2 separate regions of the Homo sapiens genome follow, and region 1 is linked to region 2. Evidence: chromatin loops called from intact Hi-C (ENCODE). Cell type or tissue: ascending aorta. All regions are shown on one strand. Links, peaks and the distances in the headings refer to the core of each region. The heading gives the core; the rest is flanking DNA.

Region 1 (7,913 bases), core at 1,201-6,200, 610 kb after region 2:
TCTCTTTAAGAACGTAACCATCATGTAAAGAAACCCAGGTACCCTAAGGCCACCGTGTAGAGCAGTGGTCCCCAAACTTTTTGACACCAGGGACTAGTTTCATAGAAAAGAATTTTTCCATGGAGGGGGTGGGATGGTTTGGGGATGAAACTGACCCACCTCAGATAAACAGACATTAGTTAGACACTCATAAGGAGCATGCAGCCTAGATTTCTTACCTGCACAGTTCACAATAGGGTTCTGGTTCTTGCTCCTATAAGAATCTAATGACCCCGCTGATCTGACAGGAGGTGAAGCTTAGGTGGTAATGGTCCCTTGCCTGCTGTTCACCTCCTGCTGTGCAGCCTGGTTCCTAGCAGACCACAGATGGGTAGTGGTCCATGGTCAGGGGATTGGGGACCCCTGATGTAGAGAGATCAAGTAAAGAAACCATATACAGAGAGGAGATGTCCATGCAGCCTCTACTGTTTCAGCACTAGTTGTTTAATTCTTTCTAGCCCAGGCCCTGGCTATGCAAGTGATAGGCCTTTTAAGATAACCCCATCCTCAGACATTGTGTGACTGCTGCTGCATGAAAGACACAGGTGAGACAAACACTCACATGCTGAGCCCACTCAACTGCTGAGTTCATGAACAAAATAATTGATTGCTACTGTTTTAAGCTACTGTTTGGGGCTTTTATACCACAACAGGTAACCAACACAAGAACTATTGAAATACTGAGAACATTTGTTTGTTTGTTTAGAAAAAAACATAAACAATGGGTCAGTTACAGAGTTTATTTTACCATCATGGTTTAGATCAGGGTTTCTCAACAATGGTGTTAGGCATTTAAAGCCCGGCAATTTTGTTGTGGGGGGCTTGCCTATGCATTGTAGGCTATTTAACAGCATCATTAGTTTGTATCAATAGAGAATACAACCTTCCCATCCCCCATTATGACCAACAAAAACGTCTACAGACACTGCCAGATGTCTTCTGGGGATGAAATTCCTCCTGATTAAAATAACTGGTTAACATAAATTTTCAGAAAGGATAGTAAGGGAAAAAGAAACCTGGAAGAGAAGAGTATAAAACTTAGCCAAAAATTTATATCAAATTTCCTAATAATAAACTGTGAAGTAGAAACAGTATTGAAACAAGAACGTTCTAGAATTAGACACTGCAAAATCATCAAAATATTCATGCTACCCATACATATATAAGTATGTAAAATTAGGTTTCCATTAAGTTATGGATTTGTTGAGGCTCACCTTGAGTGTTTATTTCTTGCACTTTTTTCCTCTTATTTCATGTTTCAGCTGATTTTTATGTTATCTTCCATTGTTTGAATAAAAACAATTTATAAAGTAATGACTTTCCAAGAGATGAGTTTTTATTTTCTCTCAGAAAACCTCACAACTTAGCATTTTAGGCTTTTGAAATACTTATCAGGAAAAAATCACTAATCAAGACTAACAAAATATGCTATGTATTTCTGACAGCATAATCTACTTCTTCAAATTTTGAAGATAATTGCAAGGCAACCTACAATTCAGAAAGGAAATAATATCAGAACTGTTAGTCATGGAAAAGGAACAAAGGGGTTAGGACTAAAGGTGAGGGAAAACTAAGTTTTAATACAAAATTCTTGCTTTCTCTTGTAGTATCAATGTTTTAAATTATTGACATGATATTTCTATTTTTTCAAATTTTATTGAATTTATATTCTTATATAAGGTGTTTAAGAATGAACTCTGTGTAGTTTGTTGTAATTTGTTATATTTGCTTCAAATTTGTCTTTCTGAGCTTTTTTTTTTGTAATAATTATAATTACAAGTTTTCTTCTTGATGTCTGTTTTTTAAAAAAATTGTGCTCTAAGGCAGAGGAAGTCCTTTGGCCAAAAAAAGAGCACAACATTTGATTATTTTTTCCCATTCTGAGGTCAGTTTCAATTGCAGGTTGTCACAAACCATGAGAAACCATGATTGGGTTAAAGCAAATTCATTTTCATTATTAGAGCAAATCTATCACTACTACAATGACAACAGCTTAGATTATAGTATATAGTGCTAGGAGGTAGGAAGAATCAACTGCATATTTCAAGGGCAGGGAATACCCGAACTCTCCCAAAACTAGCATACTTTTGTTTACAGTGGAAGTCTAGGTAAACTAGTGTCTTATCCCCATCTCAACTTAACTTTCAAATATATGAAACATTATCTTTCACTTGGTAACTGGCATCTCCCTATTATAAGGCATGTATCTGTCATCAGTTGACAGCTACCACTTATCAGAGGAATAGGACATTTGTTGCACAGAGCATTCAAATATATTAAAGCCATTTTTCTCCTTTCTACAAATTTTGTATAGTGCAATGACATATGAATCAATTGGCAAACTATTAATAACTTCTCAATGAGTTTACCCCCTTCATTTTTCAGAAGGGAAAGGAATTGAAGAGCTGAATAGATCCAGCATGCCAGTACATTTACCCTTTTACTGCTTTTCATTTTAAAGTTACTATCTTTTTTGCAAGGGCAAGATACTAAATGAGATGATTTATATTTTTTCATGTTTGCTTTCAAAGATTAATGAACACCACCAAAAGGAATAAAAAAAGATAATATTAGGTAGGGCCAACATATGAAGCAGAGGCAGTAGTTAATATATAAACTAAAATTGCACTGTTGTCCACCAAAATGGTTTATTTCTTAATTTTTATGTTTATTTGAATTAATTTGGCACAAATTCAGTAGTTTTAATTAATAGTAAATTAATAGTTTGTCCTGTTTAATGTTTATATGTACCTCCTGTATGGGATGACTGATGGTTTATAAACACCTTTGGCAATTAGTGGGCAGTTTACTGTATCTTTTGGAAAACCAGTGGGACTATTTTTCACAATAGTAACAAACAAAATACAACATACCAACATATTATATAGTTATCTGCCTGAAACAACACATCTTACATTATGAGTAGATTAACTAATCTCAGGTGGATAAATTGAAGCAAATAATAGCACAATTTCTAGTTTTGTTTGCTCTTTCCTTTTCAGTAGCACAATTTCTAGTTTTGTTTGCTCTTTCCTTTTCAGAAACACAACAAAACTACTTGATTTGAAAGTACATTTTTGTAAAAGCCCAATATTTTCCCTTTTGAAATTTAGGTAACATGATTACTAAACTTTAACCATTCATACACAGAATAATAATCTAAAACTGATGCTGATCTAAGACATCAAATAAGTCTAGCTAAAGCATATTATAGTGACAGAGTAAAAGGAGTAGACTTCCTTAGCTGTGTGTACAGTAAATATTGCTTAGGACAAGAAAAGAGCACAAGAATAATGCTTAAGAGCCTAAGTGTAGAAATCTGTCAGCTTTGCGATTGAAGCTTGGGTCTTAAATTTTTTTGTTCTGTGATTATGCCTTGATGTTTGCACAAACCACAACATGGAGCAAGATTGACTCTCTAAAAGTTTAAACTTTTTACTCAAGTATAATATACATACAGAAAAACATACAGCTTGGTAGTTTGCACAAACACCAAACAATAATATAATCAGCACCCAGATCAAGAAACAGAGCATAACCAACAGCCAGAATCTTCCCTTATGCTCCTCACCCATCAGCTACTGCCACTCCCTCTCCAAGAATAGCTTCTACTTTAATTTCTAAGTGTACAAATTAGCATGCTTGCTTTTTTGTTTCTGTTTTCTTGGTATGGTAGTTTACTTTAAGAAAAAAATTACAAAGTATGTTTAAGTAATAGAAAAGACAGCTGTTATAACTGAAATTCAGATTCTTGAAAACTTGTTTAAAAGATTTTGTGTGGGGATAAACATGCCTGAATAAATTAGTTTTATTGTTATATCATTACCCACTTTTAAAAGTAAAGGGCTATTTAGGAATTATATATAATTATACAAAGTTTGAATTAAACATAACGAGATAAGTTTCCATGTGACATGGTGAAATTATCACAACTTCTAATTATTTCTCAAATATGCTGTATGTTATGAAGTGAACTTAAGAAAAGTTTCTGTTCATTTATGGTTAAAGCCCTCTTTTTCTAACTCCTCATATAATAGCTATTATTGTTTTAATATCTTCTTAAATAATTTCTCTCTTATTCTCGTTACATCTTTCTTCTACCCTTTCTTCCTTCCTACTTTAATTCTTTCCTTCCTTCCTTCCTTCCTTCCTTCCTTCCTTCCTTCCTTTTTCCCTTCCACCTCTTTCCTCACTCCTTCTCTGTATTATTCCATTTTCACACTACTGATAAAGACATACTGGAGACTGGGTAATTTATAAAGAAAAAGAGGTTTAATGGACTCACAGTTCTGCATGGCTGGGAAGGCCTCACAGTCATGGTGGAAGGCGAAAGGTATGTCTTACATGGTGGCAGGCAAAGAGCAAATGAAGAGCCAAGTGAAAGGAGTTTCCCCTTATAAAATCATCAGATTTTGTGAGACCTATTCACTACCACAGGAACAGTATGGAGGAAACCACCCTCATGATTCAATTATCTCCCACCGGGTCCCTCCCACAACACGTGGGAATTACAGGAGCTACAATTCAAGATGAGATTTGGGTGGGGACACAGCCAAACAATATCATTCTCTGCCTCCCTGCTTTGTATGTATTTACTGTAAATTAACCACATGTCAAATACTGAGGTAGACACTGAGAACATAACACAAGAACATTAGTATACTTGTCTTCAAAGTGCAACTTATATATGGAGGTAGAAGAGACTTAAGCCAACAAAAAAGTGAAATGCTAACCTGCATTTTGGTAAAAATACTGAAGTATTTTCTCTCTGTCTTTATTTTGTCCCTTAATTTCCATAATTGGAATAGATGTCCTTTATCCATTCAATGGATGCCTATCAGATTTAGCTTTCTATAAAAATTTCAAGTTAAATTTTTGTTAAGATGATAATAAAATTTAGTGCTGTTGCTTCCTATATGAAATTTCTGCAATGCTCGTGAGGACTCACATGATGCAATAAAACATACTATGTGCAAACCATTTTCTAATATGCTTCTAGCATACCTGTCTACATCACAGGCCAATATAATAAATGTTTAAAATATGAATTAATAACTAAAGGGGGCTCTGAATTACATAATAATGTAATACATAAGTCCGTAGGTGCTGAGGCCTAAAGTCAAATCTTTTCTCCTTCACTTTCAAGCTATGGGACTTTGGAAAAGTTACTAAAATTATTCAAGCCTCAGATTCCTCATCCTTAAAATAGAGATATCAATGGTGCTGACTTCATAGGAGTTTTTAAGAAAATAAAATGAACTCATATATATAAAACTACTAATACATTGTAAAAGCTCAGAAAATAGTTTAGCTAATGTTTTTGCATTCATAACTATTCATTTCCTAACTTTACTCAATATTTTCATGAAACTATCCTTTCTTGTAGCATATAGTCTTCAAAAAGTTAAAAATACATATCTTTACTATAGAGGTAGAAGCCCTTATAATTCCACAAATATTAATTTTATAATATTAATTTATAACAGATGCATTCATTATGATGTGAGAACCCAAAAAGATGAATGAATATTTTCAGAATAAGATGATACATCCTCAGAGGGTAGGGTCACCCTAATAGTTGTTGGTTGAATGTTCAACAGCTGTTTGAACATATTGTCATTTGGGAGAAAAAAGAACCAATTCATCAAAATCAACAGTACTCACAGAGGGAGTTGTACAGTCTCATAGCTACCTTTATATCAAATCTACTCTTTAAAAAACAACATGTAAACCATCTGTTATACATAAGAAGACACAAGTTAACAGTAACACTGTTATTTTCAACATAAGTGGAATCCCTTAATGTAATTGTATAAATAGCATGGTGTGTGTGTGTGTGTGTATGTGTGTGCAGCCTTATGTATTTGAGTGGAACAATTCCATAACGATTAAATAGAATCAAAACTGGGTCTACAGACAGTTTCAGAATAAATAGTAGAAAATTGCAGATGGACTAAAATGTCACAATGCTAAACTTTTAACAAAATTTCTATCCATGAAATGATTTTATCAATGCTTATTACTCGTCTTATAGGGGAAGGATGGCTTTTTGTTTTCTGGCTTAATGTTATAAATCGATAGGTATTGGGTGGTGGAAAAATATAGACTCTGTTAGAGAATGGAGCCAGAGGAGGCAAAATTGTCTACAATCGGCAGCTACCTTTTATGTGTGAACTCAGTAGAGCTTTTCCTTCCTGGTACCTGACTTGAGACTATAAGCACCCTGGCTACTCGATTCTCACCTTCCTCAAAATTAATTTTGTTTCTACTGTGGCTAGAAGATGAACATATTTTTAAAAACTCAAGTTAGTGATTCATGCTAAAGAAAACAAGCCAGTTTTCAAAAATAATAGTTTCGTCATGAGTCACAGTGACATCAGATGGCATAAATGCTTTGTCAAGTGGATCTTACTCAAGAGATTCCAGCATCCCCTAAATGACTCATTGCTCTTGTGCTGATAAAACACAGCCCAGCATATTTCTTTCCCCACGTTTTTTGAGTTTCTCCTGTTGACTTATACAAACTGTCTGAAGTTTTTCTTATTTTTTATGGTTAGTCATTGATTATGTTATTCATGGATCGAGAACTGATAAACATCTTAATTTCAGAAAACACTTTCTTGCTCCCTATGCCATCCTTTTATATATTTTTTTGAGTTGGAATGTTGTATTTTATTGTTGCAGGGTAAAGAAGCATAAATTCTGTATGTATACATTCCAAAAATATTTCAACTTTTAAAAATTGTGGATATCTTTTAAATATAAGTTTATAAGTTATTTATTCTCCAAACGTATCTTTTATTACAATATTAAATTTATTATCTTCTCATTTAATAAATAAATGAAATGGGAAACTGCCACAAATTTAGAATCTAAAGGGTTTATTGTATATGCAGGTACTTATCTAACATAAGAAATCATCACCAGCACATGGCAATATATCAAAATTGAAATCCTCTCCATTTAAAATTGTAGTCTGCTCCCAGGGCAGGACAGATTTTGTGGGCATATGATCTGTGCAGTTAAACAGTCCCCACAGTTAAAAGGTCATCATGGTTTATGGCTCTGCTGTTGCTGTTTTGAAATTCTTAATAATTGTTAACAAGGGGTTTCACATTTTCATTTTGCACTGGGTCATTCAAATTGTGTGTCTGGCTCTGATACAAAACAACACAAATATGAGACATATTAAATTCTTCGTTTTTGTGTAATTTAATATATTAGCAATTTAATTTAAAAATATCAGCTTAATAACTAAATTTGTGAGATGAAAGTCTATCTTGTTTTCATATTTTTTTCTTCCATTTATCCTTTATTCCAAATTAATAGAGATCTTATACTACTGAACTAAAAAAGTTGTACTACTTAAAAGAAAAAACAATATAAGAACCAAAAACCAATTTTTAATTAGTGTTAACAGTGTAGTGACCATCTATACACAAAATCTTAAGTACACATTTGTGATTATTTCCAAAACTATGCGGTAGATCTGTTTTGGTATACTGACTGAATCCTCTTTATTGGGCCAATGTGCCCATCTCCCCGTAAATATGAGTGTTGGTTCCTAATGTTCAACTTTAGCCCTTCCCCAGCTCCTGGTACTGGCAGCTAAGATGGCATCTCAGGAGCGCCAGGTACAGACTTTACCTTAGATGAATCTTTACCCCCTTTTGGCTCTTTCTCTATTCCCATACTGTTTCTCTTCCTACATTGAGTCAATAAATTATTAGTATTATTTTATAACTAATTTATATTTTTATTTCAAATTTTTGGGGGGTACACGTGGGTTTTGGACACATGGATGTTCTTTCGTGGTGATTTCTGAGATTTTGGTGTACCTGTCACCCGACCAGTGTACACTGTACTCTATATGT
Region 2 (7,913 bases), core at 980-5,979:
ACTCACTTATACACTTCAATAAAATAAATCTATATAGGTGGTGATGATCATTAGGACAGTAGGTTAGTGGATAAATTTTAATATAGAACAAAAGAATCCCTCTCTTTAACTCTCCTAACCCAGATGGATTTTTCATTAAGAATTTCACAAACGTATCTTCAACAAACTCATAAAACATGCCTTTGCTCCTTGACCCTCTGTCAGAAAAAAATACATTAAGCCATTTTCCTCTTCAAAAATTTACATTATTATTAATTACCAAAACCTGCTATATAATTATGAAATAGCAGCATTAAAGAAAGAAAGAAGGATAGTCTACTTAGGCAAACTCAACTACACTTAAAAAAGAAATTATTAAAAATTGTTGAATATCATAATGTTTAGAAATTGCATGCTCTATCTTAATAAATTGAGTGCATTTGAAGCAACTACAAAATAATTGTCAGAACATGTATTTTAAGAAGGAAGGCATACCTTAATCATTAGGTCACTATAGTAGCTTATTCTTATCAAAGTGCTTATGAATTGTATTTTTGATATTTCAACTATGGAAGTTATAGAGAGAATATAGATTACTTTTGTGCTGTATTTTAGTTTACATTTATAAAGAATCCATTATAAAAAACCATGTAGACATATGACATTATTGCTTTATATGCATTTTGCATATATTCACAAAACAATTTAGAAAGAAAAAAACTTGAATTAAATAATTTTTTAATAGTTCAAAACCTTTTAAAATAAAACGACCTTCTCTTTTTAAAATCAGAAAATATAACAAGTTATAAGGAAGCAAATTAAGATTACATAATATATTAACAGGCAGAGGATGTTATTAAAATTTCATTCTTCCAGATTTATGCATATACTCATATGTAAATGGAACCATTCTGTTTTCCGTTTTATAACACATCTTTATTCTGTTATTTTGAGAACAATTAACTGGTTAAATACCATCATTTAATATGAAGTTTGGTCAAAAGGCTAATTGATGCTTCTTACAATACAACTAAGTATAATTAGCCTTCTGATAACCAGGTTATTTCTATTTATTTTATTTAGCCTTTCTGCTATAATTTTAATAAGAATCATTTCCTATTCACAAGAAAGACGTCTAAAAAAAGCCTCTCTAAAATACTTCAAGTGTAGTCTAGAATCCAGTAACCTTCATAAATACATTTTCTAAGTGATAAAAAATTTTTTGGCTAGTCTATACTCAATTTCTCTACATCCTTTTCTATGAAATACACATATGAACAAATGTACATAACTACATCTATTGATCACAGGATTAAATAAATAATTATAAATTATTCAGAATGCAAATAAACTTATTTTATATGGCCTTAAAGAATCTATCATAAATTTGGATATATACTTCTAAATGTTGTCAAAAACCATGATGAACCTGAGACTTTATGCTATTTGCAAGCTAAAAAACAAAGTCAGATGAAGTTTTATAAAGTTTTGCTGCAAACATCAGATTTCACATGCGCAGCAAAAGAATAGCTTATTACTCACTGCAGTAGTAGTACCTGATGTATGATCATTTTCTTGTGATGGTCCCATAGCCCGAATTCGCACAGGATGGTGAAACAAAGGCAAGGTGATGCCTGCAACTCCAGTGGGTTGCATAACACGGGAGGAACCACAAACTCAGAACCCCCCCCACCTGTTTTTGTGGTCTACAGGCAAACTCCCCTGTTGCCTTGGAGGGAGACACTCTATTGGACAGTAAGCTAAACTGCCCTTTGCTCCAGAGTGAGCCATTATTTCTGTCTTCCAAGTCTGTTGGTTATACAAACATCTTCAAAAAATTAATCTAGAACAGAGGGCTGTCAGTGTTGCTGCTTGCCAGATGTGCAGGAATGTTCCACTTCCCCAGAGAAGTGTCTCCCAACTTGTGGTAGCTTAATGATGAACAGATCATTTATTTGGACAACAATCTCAGCTAGATAATTTAGGTCTGGACTATCTAGTTTTATAGGGCTACATTGTTCAACATAGTACTAATGTGTTCTAAAACAAACATGTAAGTCAATAAAGAATATTGTAAATTCCCTCTTTGACATACCCTTTTATAACCATTATATATGAAAATATCTGATGTCATTCATATTTAATATTTCCATAGGGAGGTAGAATGTAAAATAAAGCATTTCCTTAAAGAGTGCATTATAGAGGCCAGGACCAGTGGTTTATGCCTGAAATCTGAGCACTTCGGGAGTCTGAAGCCAGTGGATTCCTTCAGCCCTGAGTTTGAGACCAGCCTGAACAACATAGCAAAACCCTGTCTCTACAAAAATTACAAAAATTAGCCAGGCCTGGTGGCCTGTGTGTGTAGCCTCAGCTATTTGGGAGACTTAGTGGGAAGATTACCTGACCTTGGGAAGTCGAGGCTGCGGTGACTCATGGTTGCACTACTGCACTCCAGCCTGGGCAGCACAGCAAGACCCTATCTAAAAAAAAACCATGATAACTTTCTGAAATAGGTAATAAACTATTCCAATATTACCACAATTATAAAGTCACCTCCCCACCCACCTCTGTTCCTTTCCCTTCCATTCACTGCTATCTAACATCAACCATATTTTCAGTTTCTTAGTTAACCTTTTAGTTTTCTTTATCTAGATATAAACAAATGTGAGTAAATTCTTATTTTACCAGTTTCTTTCTTTCTTTCTTTCTTTTTTTCAAGACGGAGTTTCACTCTTGTTGCCCAGGCTGCAGTGCAATGGCGCAATCTTAGCTCACTGCAACCTTTGCCTCTCAGGTTCAAGCGATTCTCTTGCCTCAGCCTCCCAAGTAGTTGGGATTACAGGCTCCCAAAAGCATGCCCAACGAGTTTTTGTATTTTTAGTAGAGATGGGGTTTCATCATGTTGGCCAGGCTGGTCTTGAACTCCTGACCTCAGGTGATCCACCTGCCTCAGCCTCCCAAAGTGCTGGGATTACAGGCATGAGTCACTGTGCCCAGCTTATTTTACCAGTTTCTTAAACAAAAAATAGCATTCTATTTCACAATTCTCCTTGTAGTCTTACTTTTTACATATTAAATCATTTCTCCCATGTCTATAGAAAGCTTCTTCATCTTTTTTTATCTGCATAGTTTAATTAATATACTTTAGTTTCAATTACTTTAGTTTCAATTACAAAAGTCTTTATCATTGAATAAATTACTGGTTTCTAATCTCTTGCTACTACAACAATGCAAAGATTTATTGTATATATGTCACTCTGCACCTGTGCATGAATAACTTCAGGACAAATTACAGAAATAACATTGCTGGATCAAAGGAAAAATGTCTTTGTAATTTTTGATAAACATTGCCAATTACTCCTCTTTAGGAGCTGTATCATTTTGTACTCTCACCAACAGTGTATAATATTGCTTGTTTTCATAGAGCTTTACTTAGTGATTCTCAAACTGGGGATTCATCTGGAAATGATAAAATTGGCCCATAATACACACCATATACTAGTGTAAATTTCAAGTGGATTAATTACTCAAATGCCAAAAAAATCAGAAAGCCATAAATATTGGAAGAAAACATAAATGGATTGTTTGTATACCTGGATAGATAAAAGTGTTTCAAACGGAAACACACATACACATATACACACAGACATCTTCTGCATGTCAATTATAATAAAATATAATAATAATAATAAATACAGAAAACTCTGAAAGGAGATTCGATTGGGGAACAATAGCTGATTTACTATTGATATATTAAGCCAGTAATGAAAACACGTGCTGCTGTTTCATAAATAGACAAACTGACCAAAAAAAAAAAAAAATAGAAAGGAAACAAAAATGAAAGACCATATACAGACTCAAATACCTATGAGAATTTAATAAGTCATTTTAGAGCAATTAAAGACTGACTGTTCTACCTTATTGCACCTTTAATTTTTTCTTGTTTCTCTAAAGGATTCATATTTTAATTTCTATTTATTTTCTGATTTTTTCAGTTCTCTTTTCACTTTTATAGATTGTCTGACCATGTCTTTCATGAATGGATTTCTGTCCTGACATTTTCCTTCATTGTCTGATGAGTTCACCATTATTATAAATGTTTTAATTCATGGCAGACTGTTCGCAATGTTTATCTGTTCTATGGTAATGTCTACTTAATGAATATTTTTGTAGGAAAATTTTATCATTCTCTGCCATTTTTCTAATCCTTATTTGAATATTTTCCCTCTTCCTTTTTGGTCACCCATATTTGGGTGAGTGTTATTTTATGGACCAGATTTTTTAAGAGATTTCTGCCTGGGATGGATGGGGGCACAAATAAGAGTAATGGAAAAGATATCTTGCCTTTGTATTTAAAGGTTTGTTCCTCATCTGACACAAATAACTACTGTTTCCTTCAAAAGCGGTGCTTCTGTCCTGCCTTTGCTGCCTCTTTAACATTAAGTAAGTGAGGTAGCCTTTTTCTTTCCTGGCCTATTCTCCCAGATTCCCTCATCAGCTGTGGTGCACCATGAATGCATCTAGCGGACATTAAGATTCCCTTGCTTTTGGAAGATGATTTTTGCTGCTTCTTTCAGAGCTTTCTATTCTATAAATTTTTTTCAAACTTTTCTCTCTCCCTTTACTCCTGCTTCTATAAAACAAATCTGGTATGTTCACAGCTTTTTTTTACTAACGGGGGGCACTCACTTTTTGCGAGTGCTTTTTACCTGGAGTTGTGTGAGATTCACCATTGCTGGGGTTCTTAGTTCTTCCAGTTCTGCAGCTTAGCTTCTGTGCAACTTCTTGCAGAAATTCCTACACGGCTCTACTGGTCTGGTTTTTTTTTTGTGTGTGTGGTGGGGGAGTGGGGCAGGGGGACAACACTTTAGAGAAAACTGTGATTTTTAAGTTTTGTACTTCATAATTTATATAAAAATAATTTTATGTTATTTCAGTTTTATTTTTTTCAGGAGGAGAAATGGTAAGACTCAGCAGTAAGTTACCACAACATTCATACTAATCATCTTTTTAATTTTTTAAAAATAAGGGGCTTGATGCTCATTTTTAAATTAAAACTACAACATTTAATCAAGAAAAAAAGAAAGAAAAATAAAACAAAACAAAAAAGATTCTAAACTGGATTGAGTGGCAGCCGATCTTAAAGCATGTAGCACTGTTTATATCTATTTTTAACATTATTAAACATAAACATTTTATCCTAGTCACAAGGTCTGCTCTTTTCTCATATAATGCTGAATCTTTTGATCTTTTATTAATAATTATAATAAGACTATTCTATTTAATAGAAATAATAGCACATACATTTTTAATGAATATTGTTTTTCATAATATCCATTACAGGGAGCTTGAAAGTATTCCACTGGATATTGCTACTTATCTAATCATTGCAGGAAAATATTTAAAATTCTTGCAGGGATACATTCAATCAACAATGGAAAACCATTTATTTATAGTAACTGAATATTTCTTTTGAGCCAATATCTACTTTTCTTTCCAAAATTCTTATCGTAACCTTGTAAGTTCCTGTGTGTTCTGAGTCCTTGCCATTTCTTTTGAGTCATTTCCTATCTTTATTCCATTTGCTAACTCTGCTCTAGTCTTACTGACTTTTTAGTGTTCCTCAGATGATTCAAGCATACCATTACCTTAGGGTTTTTCATTTGCTGTTCTCTCTGCCTGGAATATTCTTCTTAGAGTTATCATCTTTGCTTATTTCCACATGTATGTCGGGTCTCTGCTCAAATGCAATATTGAGAGGCCTTTCTTGGATACCCTATATAATACTCCCAGACCAGTTTTCTGCTTTATTTTTAATCACAGCATGAACATATCATATTTTTATGTCTTATTATGTTTAATATCTTGTAAGCCTCACAACATTAAAATTAATGTTTCATAGAAAGTAACTACTTGATTCATTGTCTTCACTGTTATATCCCTAGTGTTAAAACAGTGCCCAGCACCAAGTACCCAATAAATATTTCTTAACTAATTTATTCAGTCCTTCCCTTCTCACCTGTCCATTTAGCTTATTTTCACTTCCTCCTTTTCTACCATTTTTTGGTCCAGGTCTATCCTGATTGATCTTACAGACCCTGTCAAGAAAACGTGCATAGTATGAGATAAAAAAGATGATGTAGACTGGATCTCAGCAACACGCTTATGGGATAAGTGCAATGTATTTGTCCAAAATGCTTTATTATATTTTGTTTTAGGGAAATAAACTAACCCCAAACTAAGCCAATAACCCTTTAAACTAAGGATTTGGCTTAAACCTTTGCTTGTTTATTATTGAGCACAAGTCCACAGGTGTGCTGATTTGAGTAGATTAGATTACTCTGGATGGGTTAGGTTGACTAATCTCAGCTGAGCTCATTCATGCATCTACAATTAATTTGAGGGTTTTCTGGGCTGTGGCTGATCTAAGATGGCCTTGCCTAGGTGAGGTCAATACATGTGGTCTCTCTCATCCTCCAGCAGCCTAGCTAGTGCTTATTCCCATGGTAGTTTCAGGGTTTAATGAAGAGCAGAAGCATTGGCCATAACAAATCACAAAGCTACCCCAGATTCAAAGATTAGGAAAAGAGTCTCCACTCTTGATAGCAACAGCTATGAAGTCATACTGCATTGCAAACAGTGTGCAAATAGGGGGGAGTAATTGAAACTGTTTGTGTTACCAATGTTCCAACCTTTCCAATGTGGGACTACCTTACCCTCATCTCCGTATTCCTGTCAATTTCAGTGATTATTCCACTGCCTACTGAGTAAGCATGTAACTCAAGATGTGGGCCAGTTGTATCCCAGACCTTTGATTTAGTGGTTGATCAGGGCTGGGAATATAACCACACAATCATAATATACCCTGATATTTAACTTGTAGATTGATATGGTTTGGCTGTGTCCGCACCCTAAATCTCATCTTGAATTGTAATCTCCATAGCCCACACGTGTCAAGGAAGAGACCAGGTAAAAGTAATTGAATCATGGGGGCAGGTTCCCCCATGCTGTTCTCGTGATAGTGAGTGAGTTCTCACGAGATCTGATGGTTTTTATAAGTGTTTGGTAGTTCCTCCTTCGTTCATTCTCTTTCCTGCTGCCTTGTGAAGGATGTCCCTTGCTTCCCCTTTGCCTTCTGCTGTGATTGTAAGTTTCCTGAGGCCTCCCCAGCTATGCTGAACTGTGAGTCAATTAAACCTCTTTCCTTTCTAAATTACCCGGTCTCGGGCAGTTCCTTATAGCAGTGTGTAAACAGACTAATACATAGAAAAACATCTCAGAAACGTCTTCTTTTTAGAATAAAAGCTGAAAATATACATGCAGAAAAAGAGAAAGCTGACAAAAGGAGATATGAGAGATAAAGGGAGAAATAAAGTCCTGACACAGTATTTTAGCCCCTGCATCAGACGTTCTGGTGTTAGAAGCAATCTAGATTCCCAGAAGTCACATCTACATTTTAAAATAAATCCTACTCTCTCACAAAGCTGGTTTGAAGTAGGTTAGTGTATGCTTCAAACTGAAGTAGTCCTGACAAACACATCGGAGATAAACCTACGGGATATATCTGCAAGAAGATGGAGTGTTATAAATTCACTTGAATGTTTCTTGCCTATTGTTGATGTAATACATTAATAAGTTGAGTACAATTGACTCAATGCCAGAAGTAAGATTTGTCATGAATTAATAATTTTAGGATTATCTGCCTAGGCATTTCACTAGCATGGAATGTTCACATATAATAGAATTATTTTTACTCATTCATTAAATTGATCACTTATTCAAAAATATTAAGTGAAAGATATGGGTTTTGAATGATATGTTTTTTGAATGAAAGAGATAAAATTATCCTCATATAACTTATTTTTAATATTATTTAAAATCTTGAAATATTTAGATCTTTCAGAAAAAATAATTTGATGCTTGTTAATCTTAAC

Evidence for each region. A loop is a pair of places that touch in the nucleus more often than their neighbours do. Peaks named below come from ENCODE experiments on the same cell type or tissue, not always from the same donor. Only the 100,000 strongest peaks of a DNase experiment are listed, where the experiment ranks them.
Region 1: a loop joins it to region 2, with 2.7 times the contacts of the local background. A loop is called at or near these places in 1 of 110 quality-filtered maps.

The regions. Positions count from the first base shown.
Region 1 is chr12:86,711,070-86,718,982 of GRCh38, reverse strand. It overlaps a transcript of MGAT4C not described here. Among named protein-coding and RNA genes, the nearest start is that of MIR3059, 30 kb to the left of the region's middle. In ascending aorta, for the core only: no CTCF peak of the experiment used is centred there; no DNase peak of the experiment used is centred there.
Region 2 is chr12:87,321,155-87,329,067 of GRCh38, reverse strand. No RefSeq gene overlaps it. Among named protein-coding and RNA genes, the nearest start is that of LINC02258, 440 kb to the left of the region's middle. In ascending aorta, for the core only: no CTCF peak of the experiment used is centred there; no DNase peak of the experiment used is centred there; H3K27ac peaks cover 1,010 bases.